3 separate regions of the Homo sapiens genome follow, and all the other regions are linked to region 2. Evidence: chromatin loops called from intact Hi-C (ENCODE). Cell type or tissue: GM12878. All regions are shown on one strand.

Region 1 (8,000 bases), 160 kb after region 2:
GCTTCTTTGTATCTCTCATTTGGCTTGACATCAAAGCTGAAAAAGGTTACTGATGACGGTATGGACCTTTTCAATATGCAAATTATGTAATGGTACAAACGACTTTATATCAGTATAATAAAGTTCTTAACGATTCATTTTTATTGCTGCCTGTTCAATACGTCAAGCTGTAAAATAGAATATTTTAATTTATGGGAATGACTCAGATCTTGAAGAATGAATGTGAAAATACTGAATTCCAAAGTGCAAACTCTGCCATAGGCTGTGGACTTCTTGAGGACAGGGGTTGTATCCTGTAGGTCAGGTATCCCTGGTTTCCACACAGGGGCTGCCTGCAGTAGACCCCAGCGATGATTAAAGATACATTATGAAGGCGTAAATAAATGCCTGCCTTGGCCTTTAAACTTTTGATGTTTACCATTTTTTTAGAACTGTGCAAGTTGATAAATACTATCTGACTAAGCTTAAGAAGCTAGTACACTTTTTAAGAGACATGTTGGTTATATTTTAAATAAGTGTAACTTACCAAAAATATGGTGGTTTTTGAATTATGCAAATAATCCAACCTGCATATATTTAGTTACTATAAGATAATTACTATGGCAATTAGTGATAAATGCTATAAAGAAAAATAAGGCAGGCCAGGTGCGGTGGCTTATGCCTGTAATGCCAGCACTTGGGAGGCCGAGGTGGGAAGATCACTTGAGCCTAGGAGTGTAAGACCAGCCTGGGCAACATAGCAAGATCCCATCTCTACAGAAAATTTTAAAAATTAGCCAAGCATGGTGGCACACACCTGTAGTCCCAGCTACCTGGGAGATGGAGGCTGGAGGATTACTTGTGCCTAGGAGTTGGAGAGTGCACTGAGCTATGATTGCACCACTGCACTCCAGCCTGGCTGACAGAACAGACCGTGTCTCTTAAAAAAATAAAAAGAAAAAAAATGAGGCAGAAATGAAAGGAATGGTTGGGTGTTTATTACTTAAAATATGATGGTCATGTAAAATAGATGAGTAATATTATAATGCAAAATATTTGGATATTTAAATACAAATATGTAAAATTTATACTAAGGTAGATATCATAATTGTACCCATTTGAGCCATGAGACTTGTTTCTGGCTATCCCATTTCCTTTTCATAGTGATTTTAGAGCCAACAAGATTACTTCAGAGGGATCTTTTCCTAGCTTTTTGGTGAGTAAAATAATGGATCAGCTGTTCACTGATTCTTTCCCTTCTTCAAGCTTGGGCTCTTAAAACAAGCACATGCAATTTGGAACAAGAATTCAAATTTGAACATTTTAAAAACCATTAATAGGAACATAAAAATACTAGTTTTAGAGGTACTATTAGTGATGAATGGTATCAAATAAATAAATGCTATTTTTTAATTCTCATTGTATGTTTTAAACTGAATTTCAGATGAAGACATTTTGGCTGAAATGAGTGAAGTGTGTAGGTGTTGAAGTTTTCTATAAGATGAAGTTGAAAATTTTGTTAAAATGGATAACCAAATTTTAAAACTCAGATCAGATTTGCACGCATATTTGTAGCTTTTCACGCTGAAATGAACTCAGTTCAGTATATTAGCTCAGGGTTCAAGTGCAGTGTTGTACTAGCCTCACTGCACTTGGAAAGTAATACTATTCACATCTTGTTTTAACCATTATGTGGGGATGTGTGATGTTATCATTTTCACATGCACATTTGAAGTTGAGTAGTGGAAAGTCAGATAAAAAAGCGTTTAATATCATCACATCAGCCTGTTTTAGGAGAAGAGCCTTGTGCATGAATGCAGGAGGGGATCTAGTTGTCAGGTGTAATCTCATGTCTGGATGTTCCCTTTGCAGATGATTCAGTCCCTCAAGGCGTTGATTGAAAATGCAGATGCTGTATATGAAAAGATCGTACATTGTCAGAAGGCAGGTAAGTGAAAGTTTGTTTCCTCTCTTTAAATGAAATTAATAGCATCATATACTTTGCCCCAAAACTATTTCATTTTTTGGATGCTATATCAAGAAAATCAAATAAGAAAATTATTTTTCTATGGCTAAAGAAAATACCAATTCAGTGGTTCTCAGCCTTGGGTAACAAACTCACCTGAGGGGACCATTCAAAATACATTAACATTGGTCTGAGGTATGGGGCTGGGAATTAATAACTATTTTAAATTCCCAGGTGTTTCTAATGTACAGCCAAAATTGAGAAACTCTGCACTAATCTCTTCTTCAGTGTTAACTGTGTTGCCAAAGCTCCTGCTGGTCACCCGTGACTCTGGTACACAGTAGGATAGGTAAGGCTTGAGTAGAGGGAGAATGGCTTCTTGTAAAGGAGATGGATTCCAGTTACAACCTCCTGACACTTTTTAGTACACTGGCATTTTCGCGTGCTGATAAATTCATTAATTTAACATCCAAATGTTATACCAGACTATAAAATTCTTCTTATATAAACAATCATCCCATTAATTTTAGCTGTGGTAAAACCAAAAAATTCAGTATTCTGCATTGTAATAAAAATACACAAAATGGAGTTCTTTTAATTTTCTGATTTTTTGAGTGTTGATTTGGGAGATTCTATTATGGAGAATATTTTCAAGTCATAAAAAAAAAAAATTGTCCTGACTTTCTAAGGTTTTTTTCGTTGCTGTTCTTTAAAACCAAGAAACTATATTGCCTACCCTGAAAAAAAAAATCCCTTATCTCAGAAATGAACTTGTTTAAAATAGATTGAAGATAAGGATATGTGTGACATTTTTTTTCTAATATCTATTGAAAGAGTATTCATATTAGTGACTAATCAACAAACTCCACAATCCCCATCTTGTTTTACTCATCTTGTCAGCAAATATTGTTAGCAAAGTGGTCTTTCTACTTCTAGTCCTTTGCAGGCTAACTCTCCCTACAATCTACATTTAATTATTCAAACACAATTTTTATCTACAACACAATCTACAAATTATTAACACAATCTGCAAATTATTGAACAGGAGATATGGAAGTAAACACAGTAAATATATTGAATACTTACCGTGTGTTACTCAGGAGTCTCAAGTTGGTGTGTGAGGCACTGGGGAGACATTGGTGTTTGTGTAGAACAGGAGAGGGACTGAGCTTTCAGGTACTGACCATAATAGCTGTGTGCAGAGAATGTCCATGGGCAGACCTGATGGGAGGCAGTTGGCAATAGATAAGGAAGGTGCTTCTGGAGAGTGAGGGAGGAAGGGAAGGGATGGTGAGCCATCTACCCTCTGCTTTGGGCTGCCTGTCCCCATTCCCTGTGTTTCTACTTAATCAGATTTGCACACATCACTCATCTGCTGAGACTTCTTTCTCTGCCCTCTCTGCCAATCTGTACTTTCTTCTTTTTCAATTATCTCAACAGTCTTCTGGGAGACCTTTCAAGATTCCAGGATTTATGTTACCTAAAGCATTCTATTCAGCCCTTTAAACCTTTAATTTGCTTCAGTTGGTAGGGCTTCTTCAGTTATTGTGTATTTTATTAATGCATTCCATCTTGTAAACAGGATAATAACCTCCTAAAGCACTAAGATTATATATCAAGCTGCTCTCTGTATCTTACCCATGACATCTGTTCTAACATTCTGCACAGAGTAGTTGCCCAAATATTAACTAAATATGATTTTATTTTAATTATTTGATTCCATTCAATGCATGTATTGCTATGAAAATTGTGGACTTTGTGGAATTTGAAAAAAACTGTTTATCAGAAAAAAAACTATTCAACAATTTGAGTTATTGTCAATTCACTGGTTTATGAGATTTGATAATTTTCAGTATAATGTGGCTTTCTGTTTATGTTTGATTTCAGTAAGGGATACATGTGCTTGTACTTAAAAAGCTGAAGAATCTTATCTATTAGGGATTTTGATTAGGATGGGGGGAGAATAACCACTGTGTAATGGTTCAAGTTGCTCTGGGTTTAAAGATCTTTAGAAGCGTGTAAAGATTATCTTTTGGTTTCACAGTTACTGATGAACGCCTACACAGCCCTTCTGTTATCCCAAGTACTTATTTTAGAGTCCCTTGATCTTTTGTTTCTCATGTTTACAATTATGGTAAGGACATATAGTCATTAGTCATATGAAGAATTGCTAATTTGTTTTGGGCTCAAAGACAGTTGCATAAGATCTTACTTTTGATAAGTAATTGTTATTCTGCTTGCCAACAGATATAGGTCACCAAAGTGCTGCAAGAGAGGATTATTTTAGATGTATTTCGAATTTTAAAGCACAAACATATATTTTTATTAGTTAAAACCTTGTTTAAATAACTGAGTGGAAATAAAGAGTCAGACATCCACCCCCAAACACATGTTAAAAAATGTCCCCAGTTCAGAAGGGTTCAGGCTCTTGGCTGTGTAATCTATTTTTTACATAGGAACATGCTATGCTGATGTTAGTACTGGGAAGAGGAAGCGTGGCAGGAGAGGAATGCTGAGAAGTGAAGACCTCCAACCAAGGTAGGCTAGGAACCTATGCATCCCAGCAGTGGAGGACCCAAAGGGACCATGGAAAGAGCAGTGGAAACAACTCGGAGATGCGCAGTTGGAGGCAGCCTGCCTGCATAGTCCTCTCTGTTAAGAAGAGAATGCAGTGACACAGAGAGTTGGGGTAAAAGAGAAATTTTAATAATAAAACCATGTTGCTAGGAGTATATAAACGACCCAGTGAAGAGGAAGACATTAATAGATGAGACAGAGATTCAGGATGAAGGATGTGAGGTCAGGAATGAAGTACAGTCATGAAACACTTGACCTCAGAAAGGGAGAAAGGCTCCTCGTCTGAGATAATACAGAAAGCCGTGACATTTAGAAAAATTCTGAAAAAGAGAGGAGTGTTTTCCATTGACGAGGTAAACAGGGAAGTAGTGTCATAGGAGAACACCAACTTTGGGGGTGAGGAAGTGAAAGCGGGGATTCAAGACAGGGGCAAGAGTATGGGGACTTTGCTCAGAGTCAGAGATCAGCAGTGCCAGTCAAAGGGACTGATTAAATATCAGATCCTGCAGGGGTGATATGGGATGCGTGAGTCTGGGCCGCCATGGGAGTGAGAAGTGATGTGGCCATGCAAGAATGGGTCTCTATAATTCATAAGCCCAGGCGAACACATGCATACATGTTCTCAAGTAGGAGATTGGTAAGGAACACCAGCAGGAGAGCTGAACAGGAGTCTGCAGAGGGAGAAACATCATAAAAGTTCATTTGTTAGAAATGTATAAAAGTTGGGAAAAGATTTGTCAAATTCTTTCAGGGCCAAAGTCTTTTCCACTTTCTAATATCAGGGCCAAAGTCTTTTCCGCTTTCTAATATCTATGTTTTTGTCTCTTTAAATGCCAAAACTGCAGCCCATTTTTGGATTATAATTTCCTTTCTAGTCACTGAATTGGTATGCTTAATAAAGGATAGGAAGACGATCAAGAAGGAAACCCAAATGCTTTCCCTCAGTGAGCTAGGTGTTTCTATCAGGTAATTTTAAATGGAAAATAAATTGTTCTCTGGAGGAGGAAAAAAACAAATCAATGACATCCTGTTAAAGATGGTGAATTAACAAATGCTTTTAATCTCTACTCTAAAACCTCATTAAAATGACAGTAGAGGGTTTTTCTTTAAGCCACAAATCCATAAGGACAAAGAAATCGGGAGCAACAAAATTCTAGAAACTGAGTAACAGCTGAACAAGTGATAATTGGCTTAGCTGCCCACTCAGGAACCTCAATCTGAAGCTGGTCTTGGGGGGCCTGACACAGCCTGACTCACAGGCCAACCACCAGCTCAGATCTAACCTGGTGACCAGGTACCTCTGGGAACTGGGTTAAAGCTAGTTATAAAAGACAGGAACTGTGTAGAAGCTGGATTAATTAACGCTTAGATCTCTGTGTCCTGACAGTGGGGAGGTTAAAAATAGCAAAATTCTCATTCTCCATATGGGGAATTTAATAGGTGATGCTTGAAAAACAGTTCTAAGTAAACAATATAAGCATGTTACTTGGAAATATGAACATAAATACTAAGGAAGGGAAACAATCAGCTAAAGGCATTGAATGTGACTGCTTCTGGGGAGGGAGAATTGTGGACAATTATTTGGTTCTTTACGTACATGCATAATTCTAGCAAAAATAAAAACTAAATTCGAAGAAAAAAGAAGGAAGGAATCAAGGGGCAAAAGCTGCCACAGGAACTGAGGATGTTCCCAAAGATGTGATCCCACACCCACAAGGCCTGGGAGAGTGTTAGGTTGCAGAGGCGCAAAGAGCCCGCATAGGACACCTGCTGGCTTCCCTGCTTTCATGGGCATGCCTCAGGCAGAGGTGATGCCTGCATGCCTGGGAGGATGAGAGCAGGAGAATCTGTTCTGTGCACTTTCAGAATGACTGTTAGGAGGGAGGATCAAACTAAATGAAAGATGACCCAGCCCTCTCCACACCTCTTTAAATGGAAGGTTCTTTGCTAAAAGCTCCAGCGTATTTTCATGCATGGCCAGGGTTGCATCTTCACTGAGTAAAGTGGGATCAAAGAAAATAACTTTCCAAATAATAAAAGCTTTAATTACCCTTCATTTTAATCAATTTAATGGGAAATTTTCAGTGGATCTTATCCATCCCTGCTTTCTTAAATTTGATTTGCCAAAAATAATTTGAACATTTGTTTTAAAGACCCAGGGTCATCTTGAGATGCTGCAGTTTAATGCAGTGATTTCTTGGAGGCTTTAAGTTTGGAGGCCCCTTAACCTGCACACACAGCAGCCTGCCTGCTGTGACTGTTCAGATCTGGACATGGTGTTAATAGTTAAATTCCATCTCCTTTCATTAAACTCTCACTTCCTACTGCTTTGTACTGTATTTCCAACTGTCTGTTTGTATACTGCTCTTTTTTTCTCTTACATTTGCTGCTTCCAGTCTGCTGAGCAGTTGATGTCTCCCCTGTGACCAAGCGATTTATCTTACATAAAAGAGGATGAGGCCCCGACACACTCCTGCATGGGGAAAACCAGCAGAATGTCAGGCCAGACCTACATGACCTGGATTTAATTGCTCAGAGACTTTTTTTTTTTTTTCAAACTCCTCAGATCTCAGTGTGCTCCTAGGAGCTGAGGTTATCAGATAAGTAAGCCATCACCACCTGTCACTTGGTTCATGCACATCATCTTGCCCAACATAGTAAAGAAAATCATCTGCGAGATTCATTCTGAAAGCACTTAACAAGTGTTCTGTTTGAAAATACAGTTGACCCTTGGACAACACAAGTTTGAACAGCATGGGTCCACATATATGTGAGTTTTTTCAATAAATATACTGAAACATTTTTTGGAGGTTGGCAACAATTTGAAAAAAGACAGATGAACCATGTAGCATGGAAATATCAAAAAATTTAAGAAAAAGGCCACAAATGCATAAAATATATGTAGGTACTAGTCTATTTTATCATTTACTGCCATAAAATATGCACAAATCTGTTATAAAAGGTTAAAATTTATCAAAACTTATGCACACACTTAAAGCCCATACATGACGTCTTTCACAGTTAAGAAAAATGTAAACAATGTAAGATGCACTATTAACTCATAACTGCTAAAATTAACTCCAAAACATACTTTGCTACTGTAATAATTTCATAGCCACCTCCTGTTGCTGTTGTGCTGAGCTCAAGTGTTGGGAGTATCTGCTTAAAACGCTGTGTGATGCTAATCATCTCTGACTGAGCAGTTTATCATTCCAGTAAGTTGCATTCACAGTAAAAAGTGATCTCTCACAGTTACGGCATATTATTCATCATGTTTAGTGCAATACCATAAACCTTAAGTAACACCATGGGACCTATATGAAGTGCCACTGGTGATACTGTAAGTGCTCCCAAGAAGCAGAGAAGAGTCATGACATTACAAGAAAGAGTTGAATTGCTTAGTATATACCATAGATTGAGGTCTGCAGTTGACTGCTATTTCAGGATAAAGAAATCCAGCATAAGGACTGTTCTAAAA
Region 2 (8,000 bases):
ATGCGGTTTGGAGGTGGGATAGGAAAAAAATAGGTCTCTCTGTAGACTTCATAAAAAACAATACGTGAAGACCTCAATTTGTGGATGTCCTTCCCTTAAGAGAATGAACTAACTAACTAAATAACAAGTTTTATGTTCCAGATTTTTGGCTTCTCTAGAAAAACAAGATGGTCTTGGCAGCACTGAGCCAAGATTCCCTCAAGGTAGCCAAAAGATTTCTCACCAGAGTACCTGAGTCTAACATTCTGTGTTGCCATACTACACCTGGCTGGGTGTCAGTTGCTATTTATCAGTATGCTCACACATCTTTTTTAGAGTTAAGAGGAAAGTGAAATATTTCTTGTATCAAGGCCCTATCAAAATTAGAAAGCCAGAAGTGAATCAGGAAGAGTATTACTCTGATATGCAAAGTATATCGTTGTTGGAAAAACAAGAATTATGATGCTATTATGAAACAAATCCCTCCAACTTCACTCATTACATTACCTACCTGGCCCCCAGACACATCTGAGTTTGCAATGACTCCTGTAATAAAATGGTGGTAGACATACAATCATATACATGAGACAGCATTTATAAAACCAGTGTAATAAGTAACAGTTATTACACTAATTGAGGGACTCATATTAGTCTATCATATTGTATCCTTTTGCTGATAGAATGATCTTATCAAATTCCCATTGATTAATAGATTCCCTCAAAGTGCTACCAATAGCCACTGAAAAAACTTAATGAACTCGCAAAGTAGCTCCTCAGTGGCTGAAAAGCATAGCTGTAATTCCCTGAGTGCCTAACTTCTTGGCAGCCATATACACTTGTGGAAGATGGATCCAAGGAAAATGGGTGAAGGATCTTTTGTGTCAGAAGAGAGGAAAATATGGAAATGAAAGCTTTTGGCAGGTCTAACTTGCCACATTACTGCTCAGGAAAAAAGGCAATCAATCGCTACATATTTCTTGTTGTTGAGGATCATGATAAAATAAATATAATTTAAGCTGTAGGAGCATAATAGATTAAAATCAACCCCTTGGATTGACTCAGGAAGCAAATGAGTTGCCAGTGTGGACTAGTACATTGATATAATCTACTATTTCCTTAAAGCATTTTGGTCATCTACTTTCTGCTCTAGTTAGCATTTATGTTAAGCATATGAACAGCAGTTGACTATGAAGGCTCAGAGGTTGAACTGCATCTTTGGAGAAATAGAGGAAATAACATGTGATTGAGGTTTGGGAAATGAAAATTGTCATAATACATTAAGGAAGAAAATAATCTGAAGGCCAAGTACTCACTGAATCAGAAAAAAAGTTGGAGAGTCCTAATATTGGAGCCTGTGAACTGGAAACTAGATATGAATTCATAACCTACGAGGGTATAAATGATGGCAAGAAGTCAGTAAACTGAGTCAGTGTTATTTTTGAGACTGAAGGAAGGTTCTTATGGAACAGGGAGTCTGAATAGTTCAAGTTCTGGGCATTAAATTGATGATGCAAATAGAAGACAGTTTGATGAAGAGTGACAATGATTAAAATCTGAGATGGATTGAAATACGAAGAAAATTTAAAAGAGATAAAGCCTTGTATTGCTGGCATGATAGAATGAGATTTTAAAGGTATCTACTTTAAATATGAGCAGGTTACTCACCAGAATCCAACCGTTTGCATACAGACAAAATAAATTGGCATAAGCATCATGGAGCTATTTAGAATGGGCATTTTATTAATGTCTTGCCTATCTTTTATTGCCCTGCTCTGAAATGTAATCTGAGGGAACCATTAGACAATATTCGCTGAGGAATGACTATGATATTTTGGCTCTTTTTCTAACTCCAACTACTACGAATTTCACAATGCCATGAAAACACTTCAGCAAGAATTTTGGCAAAATATTTACAATTTCTTCAATAATATTGCTTGTGGAATATGAGGAATGGACAGCAACCACTTAGTGACTGCAGAGAGACAAGCAGGAATGAGGAAAAACAATTACTTACTACGCTATTTGTGATGAAAAAATCTGAGTTTAGCTTATTATAAAAAGCCTGTTGGGAGCCAAGCATCGCACATGTCAGAGGAACATGCTGCTTCCCTTCACCATGTCTGAGATAGGGTACCTACAGTTGGGCTGTTTGTGGGATGAAGAAGTGCTTCTATAACATCAGCAGGCGTGTGACCAGTGGCTTGTGGGAGACAAGCACTTATGGGAATAAAAGGGAACCTGGCACAGGCCTTGGGCCTCTGGCATCATTAGTTACAGGTCTGCCAAGATGCTTTGGGAAACATTTTAATTTAAATGCCAAGTCTATTTCAACGAAGCTCCCTGGTATGACCTGTTGGGAGTCCAGAGTGAGATGGATAGGTGCTCACTTTGGAGGGCACTGGTGAATCAGCTGGTGCTTCTATAAAAAGCATACTGGGGGTTAAACATCACTAAGTCCCTACTCAGCCCAGGAAAATCACAGTGAGAGCCATGGGATCTATGGCTTTCATAGCATTTTACTAGTGACTCGTAAATGCAGGAAAGATTAGATACTAACACACAAAAGGCAGAGACACCTCTGGGTGTTTATTCAAAATATCAAACTTAGAGAACTTGAAGAATAAAGACCCCAGCATTCTTTTTTCCTCCCCCGAAGCATACTCACAGGCTACTATGACTATAAATTTAATAAAGCAGAGTTAAGAGCCTGATTTGAATTATTTCAATATTTTTCCTCCAAAACTATCACAAGACAGAAAAAATAAACATTTTGAAACACAACGAGAAAAAAGAAAGAAAAGAGCTGAGACTGAATAAAACACTAAGCATTGTCCTTCGATGTAAAAAACTATTTCTGTTAGTGTGTAGGCCCAGGTTGGAAAGAGATGTACAAAAACACGAATTCAGAGGATCGGAAGAATTAAAACGCCCCCAAGAATAACATGAAAGTATTTGATGTTGCTTCAGGGGCAAGGGCGAGTATGTATATGTACGTAAATCCATTTCCTCAGAGGCTCCTTGGCAGTCTGTTACAACACCACGCTAATGAAAGCCAGGTCTTTAAGTTCACCCCGCCTCTGGACTATTAGTTTCTCCTTTGCGCCCTGCGGGGACTGCATTCCTGGAAATGAAAGCACACGAGTTGGGGAAGGGCTGGGGTGCCAGAGAGGGTAGGAAGCTGGAGCCCACGGAGCCTGGGATGGAGAGGTGGGTGGGCCCAGGCCTGGGGCGTGGGGTGGCGGTGGAAGGTCTGGGGTCTCACCCTTCGGAGTTTTGAGTCTTGTCTGGCTCCAGGGAGGGAGATCCAGGGGAGATATTTACGAACGGAAGCCACACGATCAGCTTGGACTTTTAGGCCAGTCACTCCGCCTTAAGTGGGTGCGTGAGAACCAGAAGAGGGACTGGCTGTAGCGCTGCAAGTGAGATCCTGTCCCAAAAGATGAGCCTGACTTAGGCTGGGCCCCGCAGGCCGGCAGGGCCAGCCGGCATCCCTGGTAGGGGAATCGGGAAGGTCTCAATGATAAATCTGTGTGTGGAGACTCAGAGGGCACGAAATAGGCTCTGCTGATGTCCTCTGCCCCTCATAGCCTGCCAGCCACCCCAGCCTTCACCCCTGCCTCAGCATCCTTCCAACTAGTTGAATCAATCAGGAGCCCAAGGGAAAGGAATTGGTCCCAGTGTATGAAATGAGTCTGACCTACTGGGGAAGTCAGAGAGGAGTGTCCCGAACTGGGTGGGAAGGAAACGAGTTCCGTGCGCGGGGCTGGGGCAGGAGTGAGGCGCAGCGGCCGAGATCCTGAGCCCCGGGACCCTTGTTCCGGGCCCCGAGGCCTACTTGGTAGTTGCCCCTCGGGGTTCCGGGTGGGTGACTGACAGTTGCAGCAGCTCTGGGGAGGCGAAGGATAGGCAATGACTTGGGGCTCCCGTCCACTCGGCTTTGAGGTCCCCGCGGCCCGATGACCCGGCCTCGGTGACAGCAGCCGCGACGGCGGCAATCTCGACAGGGAGCTAGGCGGCTCATGGTGGGTCAGGGGGCGACCGAGGAGGGACCACGCGGCCTGTAGGGGGCAGCGCCGAGCTCGGGAGGAGACAGCAGCCGGCGGGTGGGGTGGGTCTGGGCTGCCCCCTCCGGGAGCTGCCCCGGGGCCGCACGGCGATTGTCATACCCGGCCGCCCCTGCCCGCCGTGGGCTTCCTCTCGGCGCCGCGGGCCTTAACGGGGCTCTGAGGGGACGTGACAGAGCTCGGCACGCGGCAGCCTCTGGGGAGTTAGGGTCCGGAGAGACCCACGCGTCGCCCCCCGCCCGCCCGGGGCCGGGAGATCCTCGGGAGCCGCCTCCGCGTGTCCAGAGAGTGTCGGGGCGGCCGCCACTTCCCCTCGCCCTTCGCCGGAGGTGGGCGCCTTTTCCTGCGTGGCGGGTGCTCCGACCCCAGTTGCTCTGAGCCCCGGGGAAGCGCGCCCCGAGCCCCTGACGTGGGCGCCCCGTTACCTCGGGGTGGGTGCCTGGGGCCCCTGAGGTGGGCGCGGGTTGCCCCGGGGTGGGCGCCCGGCCCGCGCGGGTTATTTTTGGCGCCCGCAGAGGCGCGTGTGTTGGGGCGTGTTTTCCTTCCCCAGGTGCCGAGAGCCGGGGCTCCGCCGGCGCCGGAGCTGACTCGTCTCTCTCTTCTTTCCCCTGCAGGAATCTTCCGATAATTCTGCCGCCGCGACTTTAACCGTGCGCAAGGCGAGAGCTCGAAACAAACATCACATCTAAATTAAAAAAAAAAAAAAGCGGAAGAAGCGGCCGAGGCGGCGGCGGGAGGAGAGGAGGAGGGGCCGCGCGCGGCGGCCCGAGGCGGCGGCGGGGACGCGGGGACGCGAGGACGCGGCTTTGTGCAGGCGGGTCGCGGGGCGCCCATGGCGGAGTGCGGCCGGGGGGGCGCCGCCGGCGGGGCCCTGCCCACCTCCCCGGGCCCGGCCCTCGGCGCCAAGGGCGCCCTGAAAGCCGGAGTGGGGGAAGGCGGTGGCGGGGGAGGTCGCCTCGGCCACGGGCGGGCGCGCTATGACAGCGGCGGGGTTTCCAACGGAGACTGCAGCCTCGGCGTGTCCGGGGACGAAGCCCGGGCTAGCCCTACCAGGGGACCCCGCGGCGTTGCGCTCGCCCCGACCCCCAGCGCGGTCGTCTGTACCCTCCCCCGGGAGAGCAAGCCGGGCGGCCTGCCCCGCCGGAGCAGCATCATCAAGGTAGGTGGGAGAAGGGCGCTCATCGCCCACCCTCAGCCGTCCTTGGATTCTATTTTCTCCCTGGGGGAGTGGTGGTGGAAGGAGGAAGCCCACTGCTAACAGGAACCACTGGAGCATGGGTGCTTGGGGTGGTTGAGCGGGGATTGGATGCAAATGGCATGTGGAAAGAATGGAGAGGTGATCCCTAATGTGCAGGGGGAGCTGTGCTCAGACATCCTCAGTTGAACTTGGGGCTGTCACCTCTTCCAGGATTGGTCTGGCATTAGGGCCTTGTACCTGCCGGGGTAGGGCATACTCTTATGTGTAGCCTAGTCTGGTTAACAGACTCCCTGTAAGATTTCTATTGTATCTTAAACACAGATAGGGATTATGTGAAATGTGAGAACATTTTCTTAAAAATCCCAGGCGGCGAACAGAGGGTGAACAGAGATTATTTAATAGGGTTCTTCTGATCCGTATACAGTTAGTTGGCTCTTACAAATGTTTACACTTCGAGGGTGCAAAATCTCCTAATATCCGGTCACTCAGTCACAAAGAAAAATAGAGTAGATTTCTGAACATAAATGCAGATTTCCGCTTTCTTAGGCTCAAAAGCTCAGAGATTACAGTTCCACACGATTTAATCTTTTTCCTTGCTGCAGTAGGCAGGCCTCGAGTACTGTGGAAGTTCTTTTGGGCAGTTTGCTTGGTTTTGCTTGCACAGTGTTAGCGGAAGAAAGCCAGCGATTGTTTTGAGCATTTTAAACTCAAGAAGTAATATTAGGAACTCCCGAGTTTGTGTTAGTTTCATTCTAATGTTACATTTTGGTTCGCAATGTAAAAATATTTTTCATGACATGAAGTGCAAAAAAAAATAGTTGATGAGCTAAGAAGAGCAGAGCCTTAGGCAAGACCAGCTCATTCGGCTCGCTCAAGTTTGGAGCAAATGAAAACATTGCTTTCTGAAAATCAAGGAGTTATCAGGACAGGGAGCAGCAAAGCAAATTGACAGGCTGCACCCACCCTTCCTGTGGCTGATAACTGGTGGGAGGGCAGAACGTGCCACAGTAAAGAGAGTTGGCAGTGGTGGTATCTGAAATTTTATTGGACCTACAGAAATCTTCCAAGTACTGTGAAAATGTCTGATGGTGTTATCAACTTATGCAGTAATCTAGTGAAATATACCATCTTGCTACTCTATGTAAGAGGCAATTGTGAAACTGCATTTCCCTTTGTCATCTGTTTGCGCAGTTTATGTCTGGGCAAGGACACAATTTGAAGGGTTTGGAGATGAAGTGTATTAACTACCTGCAGCACACACGTAGAGATAAACTAAGGAAAGTAAAGTGTCTTTTTGCTGCATACATAGCTTTTAGTGACTTACGTTTTCTTTTACTCTGTAGCTTATGTTTCCATGGAAGTTGCTTTCAACTGTGCATGATAATCAATCCTATTGACAGAGTTAGGTGACATTTCTGTTTTTATTTGTCATAAAATATTTGTGGTGATTTTGCATTGTGGTGTTAATAAAATTTGAGGTGAAAATTCCAAAGAAGATACCAGCCTACCTAATTTTAACCCCTTTCTTTTAATTGTTTTGAATACTTGTTTTTGCATTAAAAAATCAAACTTTATTAGTGTCCATAGTGAGATTCATAGTGTAACTTACTGAATTACAAAAACATTTGTTTTAATTTTACATTACTGGGCGATAAGCAAGAAGGATGATTTGTTAGTATTTCTGATATATGGAATTGGGAACTTGTCAATAGATACCATTTCTTAATTGAAGGCTCTAGAAGCACATGGGGGAAATGATTAATGTTCAAAAATCACTGATTTTAGAAATGATATTGATACTTATGTTGAATTCTGAAACTTTTAAGGATATTTTGTCATTTTTCTTCTTTGTAAAGAAAGCATTTGGCTTCTTGTTCACCAGTGTAACCCTAGATATAAAGTGCCAGGAATGTAGTAGCAGCTCAATAAATTGCTTATTGAATGAATGGAGAAAGTACATGTTTTCTCTGAGTTCTGTTAATTTATAAAACAATTGGTTTTGGATTTACCAGTCCCATATTTTGTTCATTGTATTGTACCTCCAAAGAAGGCTTGACATACTCCTTTTTCTTGCCTCTGTTTTCACTTTGCATTTTCTTAAAACTTTCGAAAATTATGGAAGTAGTGTTGAAAGTTGATCAATACTGGGTTATAGGAAAGAGAGGATGCTATATTTAAATAGGTAACTACTTGGTATATTTCCCTTTGAATTGGTGCCTTGAAGCATCAAGATTTTTGGAATGTATTGTGGTATTTTCTAAAGATAACTTCCAGCATCAGGACAATATCCTAATAGAAAACAAAGTCTTTAACATCAAATTTCATAAAGCAACAAATACTGCACAGATAGTTTTGTCATGTGAATGGCAGAAATTATGTTTCACTTTTGTTTAAAAAAAAAAAGAATAAAAAGCTAAAGCAGAAGCCCATGTGAAAAAGCAATAGTGACATCTTTCCTTGGTTTCCTTATTTTTTTTAATATAAGGGATGAATGCAGTCAGGTGGTCTCTGAGTAGAGGCAGGAGTAGATTAGTAAGCAAGGTGATAATTGGGGACTTGAGGGAATAGCAGGGAGTGAATGCTACCTGGGGAACTGAGGCCGGTATTTATGGGGTTGTATTAGTTGAAATGCTGGGCTTCTGAACTGTGCCTCTCTCCTAGCTTTCATCTTCATTACAGTCTTGACAGCCCTCTTTGTTGGAGATCCTTAAATCAGAGGGAGAATAATGGCCTAAATGTGCTATAAGGTGGGCAAAGAA
Region 3 (8,000 bases), 350 kb after region 2:
GCCTCAATTTAATATATATTTTTTTCTCCTGGAAGAAATCATAAGAAACTTAACAATGGTTACCCTTGGGGAAATGGGCTGGCAGAAAGGTGGGAGGAGAAAATGGAGATTCTCCCCTACTCCCATTTTTCATGTAGTACCTTTAATTAATTGGAATCATCTAATGTCACATATTTTAGTTTTACCTTAAGAATATCAACAGTGGTTACCTGGACAGGAAGTTTTTTTTTAACCTTTTTATATTTAAAATAATCTGATGTTATAGATATCTGTGCGTATGTATATGCATATTTACATCCATAACACAAATGTATATATACAAGTATAAATTTTAAAGATGCCTATGGAAATTATTTTAAAAAATCTAAAATTCTTTCCTAATGGTCCATTTTATGTTAATACCTAAATCTAGTCATCTCTCAGTATCCATGGGAGATTGGTTTCAGGACCGCTGTGGATACCAAAATCCAAGGATGCTATAGTCTCTTATATAAAATGGTAGTACTATTTTTAAATAACCTACGCATATCCTCCTTTATACTTTAAGTCATCTCTGAATTATTTATAATACCTAATACAATGTAAATGCTACGTAAATGGTGGTTATACCATATTGTCTAGGGAGTTATAAGAAAAATGTCTGTACATGTTCAGTAGAGACTCATTTTTTTTCTGAATATTTTTGACCTGTAGTTGGCTGAATCCAGAGATGTGAAACCCATGGATACAGGGGGCTGACTGTACTTCTGTTGTTACAAATTCCAGATTCTCTTTAAAAATAACATATGTCTTGTGTGTGTACCTGTGTTTAAAGCTTTTTGATTTGTGAATAAATTCATAAATATCTCTTGACAAAGGTTTCCGGGGGTAAGTATGCAATTTCTAAAACTAATTTTGAAGAACCTCACTGAGTTAAGTCTTTGATAAACAAAGTCTGCTGTGGCTTTTTTTTGGTGTGTGATTGCAACCTACACTGCAAGATATAAAATGAAATTTTTGAATAATTCTCTAAAAATTACTTATTGATCTAAATTATGGAATCTCACCTTATATTCAGGTTTTTTCTTAAAAATAAAAGCCCATATAACTGCTGTGTTAAAAGTCAAAGATACAGACATAAAATTTCATTAAAAAAAGACTATCTATAATCAAGGAATCATCAAAAGTATTGATACTTACTTTATTTCTTGAAATTTACTTCATTGCTTTGAAAAAAGACACTTGGGAAAATCTAAGTAGTTTAATTCCTTGACACTGATTATATTAAGCATAGATAGAATTTTTTTTTCTGCTACCACTATTTTGGTTTACTTCTACTTCCCCTTGCTTCTTGGTACTCTTCAGGGAATATGTTGAGGAAGACAAAAAGTGACTTCCCCAAATCAGGTAGGTGTACTCTCATTGTCTATCATTGTCAAAATCATCACCACAGACTAAAAGCTGTTTATTTGTGATTCACATCTATTAAAGTAGCTGGAACTTTCCTTATCAGACTGATACAATCTCTGCTAGGGTATGGGAGGCAGAGGTGATTCTGAATAGGGTATCTAGTAAAAGAGCTGGTTCCCGACTATGTAGGCTTAACTGGGTCACCTAAAGCAAAGGTAATGCCCAACCAACCAGGTAAAGCTGTAAGGAAAGCCAAGGGACCAGTGAAAACAGAGCTTGACACAGCAGCAGGCACTCAATAAATACTTGTTGAATAAACAAATGAGATAATTCTACTTATATAACACGAGGTATTTGAACAAAACAATATAACCTCCCTCTTTGAAGTTCTAGTTAAACAGTTACGTTACTCCTGTGGCTCTGGTTTGTAGGAAAAAAACTGGATTTATTAATAGCATAGAAGCAGAAGTCAGAATAAGCAAGCCAACTCTTAGCTTTTCTTTCCATAGGTATAAATTGGGCTCCATATCCTATGTCTTGCAGAGAAGCCAAAGATCTACTCTGTAGCAATTAATGTTGGGACAACAACACACATGTTAAAAAGTTGTCTGTGGGGCTCAGAATTTAATTTTAGAAAACAAATTTAAGTCTTGTAAATTCTCTCCATATCAGATGATCACATTAACATTCATCTCAGTGCAAAGCTAAAGAGAAATCATGTAGACATTATCTGCCTTTCCTCTTGTCCATGCTATTATACCCTTCTATTATGTAGATCATTTAACAGACAGCAAGAGTGAACAGCTCTTCATGGAATCCCTGAGCTAGAAAAGCCCTTGAAGTTCATCTGGTTCAATTACCAGAATACCTCCAGAAACTATACCTGTGAGACACAGAACTATATATAGAAGTGAAAGCTTACTCCTCTATTGCCACAATGTGGTGGGTTTTTGTTTTTTAAGTTAACCCAATACATCAATCTCTTAATCACAACCCATTCTTTTCTGTTCCACCCCCCCTAAAAAAATGGATAATATGAGGACATATCATTATTAAAACAGTATTTTAATACTACTAGCATCACTATATTATGTGGTATTTTAAATTAAGAAAAACATGGTATGGATTTTAATTAATACTGCTATCATTTTAGTCTGAATTTGAATAGAAGATTCTTAAAGTTACTCTAGGCTTCCATTTAACACAGAAATCCTCTCTATCGCATATTTCATCTAAAAGACTGCATAATAAAAGATTAATGCAGCCACTTTAAGTATTTATATGTTTTAAAATTGCATAGGAGGTAGATGATCACTTTTTGTATTTATTTAAAAACTATATTTTCTATATTTTGAACAAATGGATATGATATTTAAACATTCTTTTTTTAAAACCATTGCCAGTTACCATAAATGAAGATTTGCTACACTGTACTTTAATTGTGTTAACATAATGCGTAATTCAAAGGCAATACTTAAAAACATTTCAAAATCAGGTTGTAATTATTTCAGGCAAAATGTAAGTATTTCTGGCTAATCGTAGCACATAAGATGTCTATTTTCAGAACTAATTGGTCAAATACTGTCACAGAGCACCAGTGTAACAAAAAGAACACCTCAGTGTGAGCTGGCACACAAAGTATACTATGTTATAATAACCACAAAATACAGGGTGAATCATATTTTGCAAAGAGGCTTGTGCACACCTAATAGAAAACCCACATCACAGCCATATTCGGCATCACCAAGGTATGACATGAGAGGGGACTTTTGTTCTTAACAATAGTGCCACTCAGTGGCTGAACAATGGTAGTGAATTGAAAACAGTATGAATGGAGGGTGGGCAAAAAGAAAAATGGAGTTTTGGAGTAGGCAATGATAATACTGTAGGCAAAGAAAAAGAAACACTATGTTGTTATGGTAACTGTACCTTGGAGGTCAGTTAGAGTCTGGACAGGAACAGAAACCTGAGCATCGCTTCCTGTAACTACATCGCCTGGATTTCATAAGAAAAAATAATTAGATTTCATAAAAAGGAAATAATCAACTTCACTTTTCTTTTATACTGAATGTTCTAATACTTTAATCAAATTACTAAAAATATAGTACAAAAGAAAATAATGCACAAGCTTAGAAAAATATAAAATATTTTCAAAGAAAATAATCTTTAAGAGCATGTTTTCTAGAAATGTTTTGTGTTTGTTTTTCTTAAAGAAAACACAAACAAGTTTCAACTAGAGTATAGGAAACTTCAGCAATCAAAAGATTTTGCTGAGCATATTTCATGATGCTACAAATATTAGTGTGATTTTATATTTTCCCTTTCATCCAAAAGTAAGTTATATGTCATTTATTTAAAAATAGGCATTCTTTTGAAATTGATTTCCTCCTATATCAGACAAAATTTATTTTTAACTAACTTGAAACCAACTTCTTCAGTGATAAGATAAAGTCCTCAATAAGTTCTAATTTCACATTAAGTAATGAAAAGATTTAAGTTACCACATGTACTTATAAATGTCAACATGTAAAAATAAACCTGTGAACTGCATACCCTTCACTTGATATACTTATTGTAGGCAAGATTTCATTTACAAATTGGACTTATAGTAAGTGCTTAAAATAATGACATGTTCAAATTAAAAAAGCAATTTAAAATATAGACAAAGGAAACAGGAAAAAAAAAAAACCAAGTGCATTTTAAGAACATAAGAAAGGAAAAGGAGCATAACAGGAAATCTCATGAAGAACCTGAGGTGCACTAACATTTGGAAGGAAGACTTTTTGGTTCTTTGATTTCCTTCCTGGATGACAAAGTTCAACACTAAGCACAGTCACTGTCAACAGAATCATTCTCTGGATATATCACCATCTGAAGGCCTATGCTATTTTCAGACTAACAGGCTAAAGAAAAAAGCATTTTAAAAAAGCATCATATTTTCTATGCATGATCATTTATGATTAATTGACTTGTTTCCCCTTGAGCTTTTATATAATATATACAGTAGTAAAAAAAATCAACTTTTGAGTTAAATGACATATCCTCAGTGTTCTGACCACTATGACTTACAGCATGGCCAGCTAATCCGGAAACTGTTAAGTTGTAATTATACCATCATCATCAATTAACAGTACACACATTTAGTCTCCTATAATTGAAATAAAATCTATAAATAGGAACATACCACAAACAAGTGATAAACAGCTTTTAGTGGAAATGGGCCCCAGATTTTCATAGTATATGTACTCTAAATTCACTGATAATGGCGTGCCTACTTTCTGTATCTTTGAAGGAGATTTTCAATTCTGTGCCTGCTACCTGTTTTACTCTGCTGCTTCTAGATCACTTATTAATGTATAGAGACTGACAACTCATTTTAACATTAAATATCACCAAAACAATTACAGGGAACATCTGGGCTGCTCCTTCACTATCCTACCCCAACACAAAGACAAACTACAGAATGTACTTCAAGCAACACATGTGAGTTTGGATTACAAACACAACTGTCCCCCTATCTAAGCATACAAGCACAAGTAATTGAAAGTTAACTGATTATGAAAACCATAAACAGTTTCATCTTTATAAACAACCATTTTTCAACATAACTTTCAAATTTTCCAGCAGAGTACACTAAAAAGACTATTACATTATCTTTCCTCAAAGGCACTAAGTAGATGACTCTGTTCTGAGAGAGAAATCACTTCACAACACAAGCCTCCTGACAGGCTGAATATTGTGTTCACTGATCTATGGGACCAGGTGATATGCTTGCAGCTTTCAGTGTGACAGCACAGCAGGATACATGTGGGAAATACCAGCATAAAGAACCAATGTTGGAGAAGTATTTTTCACTGTAGAGTTAATACATATTCTACCAAAACAACCATAGATTTTTAGAGGTGGGAGACTCTCCAGGGATTAGCCCAAATCTCTTATTTCAGGGTGAGGAAAGAAGAGGGTCAGAGAGCTTCAGGGTGTTGCTTAGGGCTCATCAATGGATGAATAGAGAAGAGCAGCAAACTACACTATCTTCTATCGTCTACTTCCACAAACCGTTCTCTTTGCCTTTTGTTTTATCCATACCTTTGTGAGGGAAGGAGCATTAGCAGGAACATTTATCATTAATCTGAAGGTAAACAAATTTTTGTTTTTTTTTTTTGGTAGATTGACATGAGAAGAACAAAACACAAGTACAAATATAGAAGGGTTGCCAAACAAGGCTACTTCCTTTCAGCACAGGGATCAGTTAAAATGCCCTAGTGATAATCATGTTCCAAATACTTTGCTTAAGTGCTCTGTTGTCTCCTTATAACTGGGGACTTGGTTTTCATCAATTGTTCCATCTCCATGCACTTCCTTTCTCACTTACTGTGATATTAATACTTGACATTTCCTTGGAGACAAAACTTTATATTTCTAGTCATTTGGCTTAGTTCCTCAGAAAATTTAAGCTACAACATTAAGAGATTCTCTGACTCATTTGCCTGCCATCAGTTAGAATTACAACTGACTACAGCTTGTTATCAAAGCAATATTGAAATCGTATTTGTTTAGAACAATAAAACAGTACAATTAAGAAATATGTAAAATAACATTCATTTCCATTCTGGAAATGGGTATATCTCCTGGCATTAAAATACATTTACAATATGCTAATGCTTTGGTCTCTTTTTTTAAAAAAATGTGTGACAGCTCTACGTTAAAAAGAAAATAATGTAATTTTCAACGAGATTTTTTTTTTTTTTTGAGATGGAGTCTGGCTCTGTTGCCAGGCTGGAGTGCAGTGGCACGATCTTGGCTCACTGCAACCTCCGCCTCCTAGGTTCAAATGATTCTCCTGCCTCAGTCTCCTGAGTAGCTGGGACTACCGGCATGCACCACCATGCCCAGCTAATTTTTGTATTTTTAGTAGACACGGGGTTTCACCATGTTGGCCAGGATGGTCTCCATCTCTTGACCTCGTGATCTACCTCGGCCTCCCAAAGTGCTGGGATTACATGCGTGAACCACCATGCCCGATATATTCTTATGCATGGTAATTTGAATATTCTCACAAAAATTTAAATATGAATTATATAAAATCTAGTATTTTACATAGGCAAATAAAAATTAAATAGAAGAATAACATGATGTAACCAATAGAGGAATACAGACACGCATGGGTGTGTGCATGTGTGTGTACACACACTCATTGAATAATACTCAACATTTGTATCATTGGGAAAGAAAGTCCATTTAACTTAAGTTTACCGATTTAAATGGCACTATGTAAAATCAGAAACTAATTTTGAATGTAATTTCCTTAAACAGAGTATATGGAACATACTTTTAAAATCTTCTTACTGACAATATTACTCATGTTACTGTCAACACTAATTATTGAAAACTGATATAACAGAGGGATCCCTTTAAGACATGAATGACACTTGGGTCAGGATGTTTGCTCTGACACTAAGTGGCCCCAAACTGCTTGTGAGGTCTTAGGATTGCTTTTTAAGTATTTTTTGCCATCAAGATACAACTTCTTGCTTCTAGAGTACAGTTAGCAGAGTCCTAGTACTAAAAATAAATGTAGCTGTTTCCAATTTCTTTTGAAAAGGGGGACCTAATACATTATGACTCTTCAAAAATAGGTGAAAAATAAAAATGCAAAGGTTCAGAGTAAGAACCTGAAGTGCTCTCTTATGAATACAAAACATGAGGGAGGTGAAGCTCTGGAAAGGCCCTAACACAGAAATTAGCTTACCTGAGTCCCAGTAGAAAATGTGCTACCAACAGCAGTGCCCTCACTTACCCATTGAGAGATATGGATTGGATGATCTCCCAGGTTTCCTCTGCTGTAACATTCTGTGGTTCTAACTTTTATTTTATGGACTCATACACTTACTTTGGCTGCTTTTAGTTTCTCCCTCCCCACTGCTTAAGATTCTAGTTTGTATTCCTTAGAAGTGAAGCAGCTGGGTGAGAGACTGCAAGCCTAGTGGCCCACTTTCTCAAAACAACTGTAATGCACCAACGAATGCTGTGACTAGTGAAGCCCATGGTACCGGAACTTCTCATTTTGGATTCCTTTCTAGTGAGAAGCATTACTATACAAAGTTAGCAGAGAACACAGTCAACTGATCTCAATTTCTGTGTTGTGTTAATTCATGCCATCATACTGTATGGGCATCTACAGGACAAAGTTGCAAGTATACTAGGATATAAATGTTAAAAAAAAAATTACCTCATAAAATATTCTTAAGACCAACACGGTATCTAGTATTCCAACTTTATATAACATATTTAAAAAGTAAGTTTTGCATTAATTTCTATTCTAGGAGATTGGTTCCTCACAGGCAGGTGAAGAAATCCCAGGCTACACCATGAATGTTTTCTTTAGATTTACTAGTATTTTTTCCTACCTTTGTTCAATTGCACAGGCATGCTTTCTGATTTCATCAGCCTCTGCTGCTGCTGTTGCTGTTGCAAGTGATGGCTTGGGGCCTCTGCTGAGGTCCTGGTAGGAATTACAACAGAGGAGGAGCTACTGCTGTTGCCTCCAGGTACAGGGCCACCTGCACTGCCTGGAGCCATTGCTGGGGAAATCAACTTTCTTCCAAAATTAA

The links. Peaks named below come from ENCODE experiments on the same cell type or tissue, not always from the same donor. Only the 100,000 strongest peaks of a DNase experiment are listed, where the experiment ranks them.
Region 1: a loop joins it to region 2, with 2.6 times the contacts of the local background. A loop is called at or near these places in 48 of 110 quality-filtered maps.
Region 3: a loop joins it to region 2, with 9 times the contacts of the local background. A loop is called at or near these places in 32 of 110 quality-filtered maps.

Annotation. Positions count from the first base shown.
Region 1 is chr3:17,041,023-17,049,022 of GRCh38, forward strand. PLCL2 (phospholipase C like 2) reads left to right here. Exons shown (of 6, transcript NM_001144382.2): 4 at 1,852-1,927. It overlaps PLCL2-AS1 (PLCL2 antisense RNA 1), which reads right to left. Exons shown (of 3, transcript NR_046640.1): 2 at 3,032-3,166; 3 at 1,730-1,891. Among named protein-coding and RNA genes, the nearest start is that of PLCL2-AS1, 9.6 kb to the right of the region's middle. In GM12878, no CTCF peak of the experiment used is centred here; DNase peaks (open chromatin) are centred at 4,060 and 6,368; H3K27ac peaks cover 2,910 bases.
Region 2 is chr3:16,880,165-16,888,164 of GRCh38, forward strand. PLCL2 (phospholipase C like 2) reads left to right here and starts at 4,791. Exons shown (of 6, transcript NM_001144382.2): 1 at 4,791-5,202. The coding sequence starts at 4,876. LOC105376972 (a long non-coding RNA gene) reads right to left here and starts at 4,178. Exons shown (of 3, transcript XR_002959616.2): 1 at 3,681-4,178; 2 at 3,242-3,406; 3 at 2,764-3,100. RefSeq lists enhancers at 2,935-3,643, 4,646-5,141, 5,142-5,641 and silencers at 3,944-4,613, 4,824-5,153. In GM12878, CTCF peaks have their summits at 4,039 (motif pointing right) and 4,994; no DNase peak of the experiment used is centred here; H3K4me3 peaks cover 4,231 bases; H3K27ac peaks cover 4,139 bases.
Region 3 is chr3:17,230,367-17,238,366 of GRCh38, forward strand. It overlaps TBC1D5 (TBC1 domain family member 5), which reads right to left. Exons shown (of 23, transcript NM_001349074.2): 17 at 7,797-8,000; 18 at 3,319-3,384. Among named protein-coding and RNA genes, the nearest start is that of PLCL2-AS1, 180 kb to the left of the region's middle. RefSeq lists enhancers at 1,571-1,865, 2,240-2,309, 3,309-3,378. In GM12878, a CTCF peak has its summit at 3,195; a DNase peak (open chromatin) is centred at 3,135.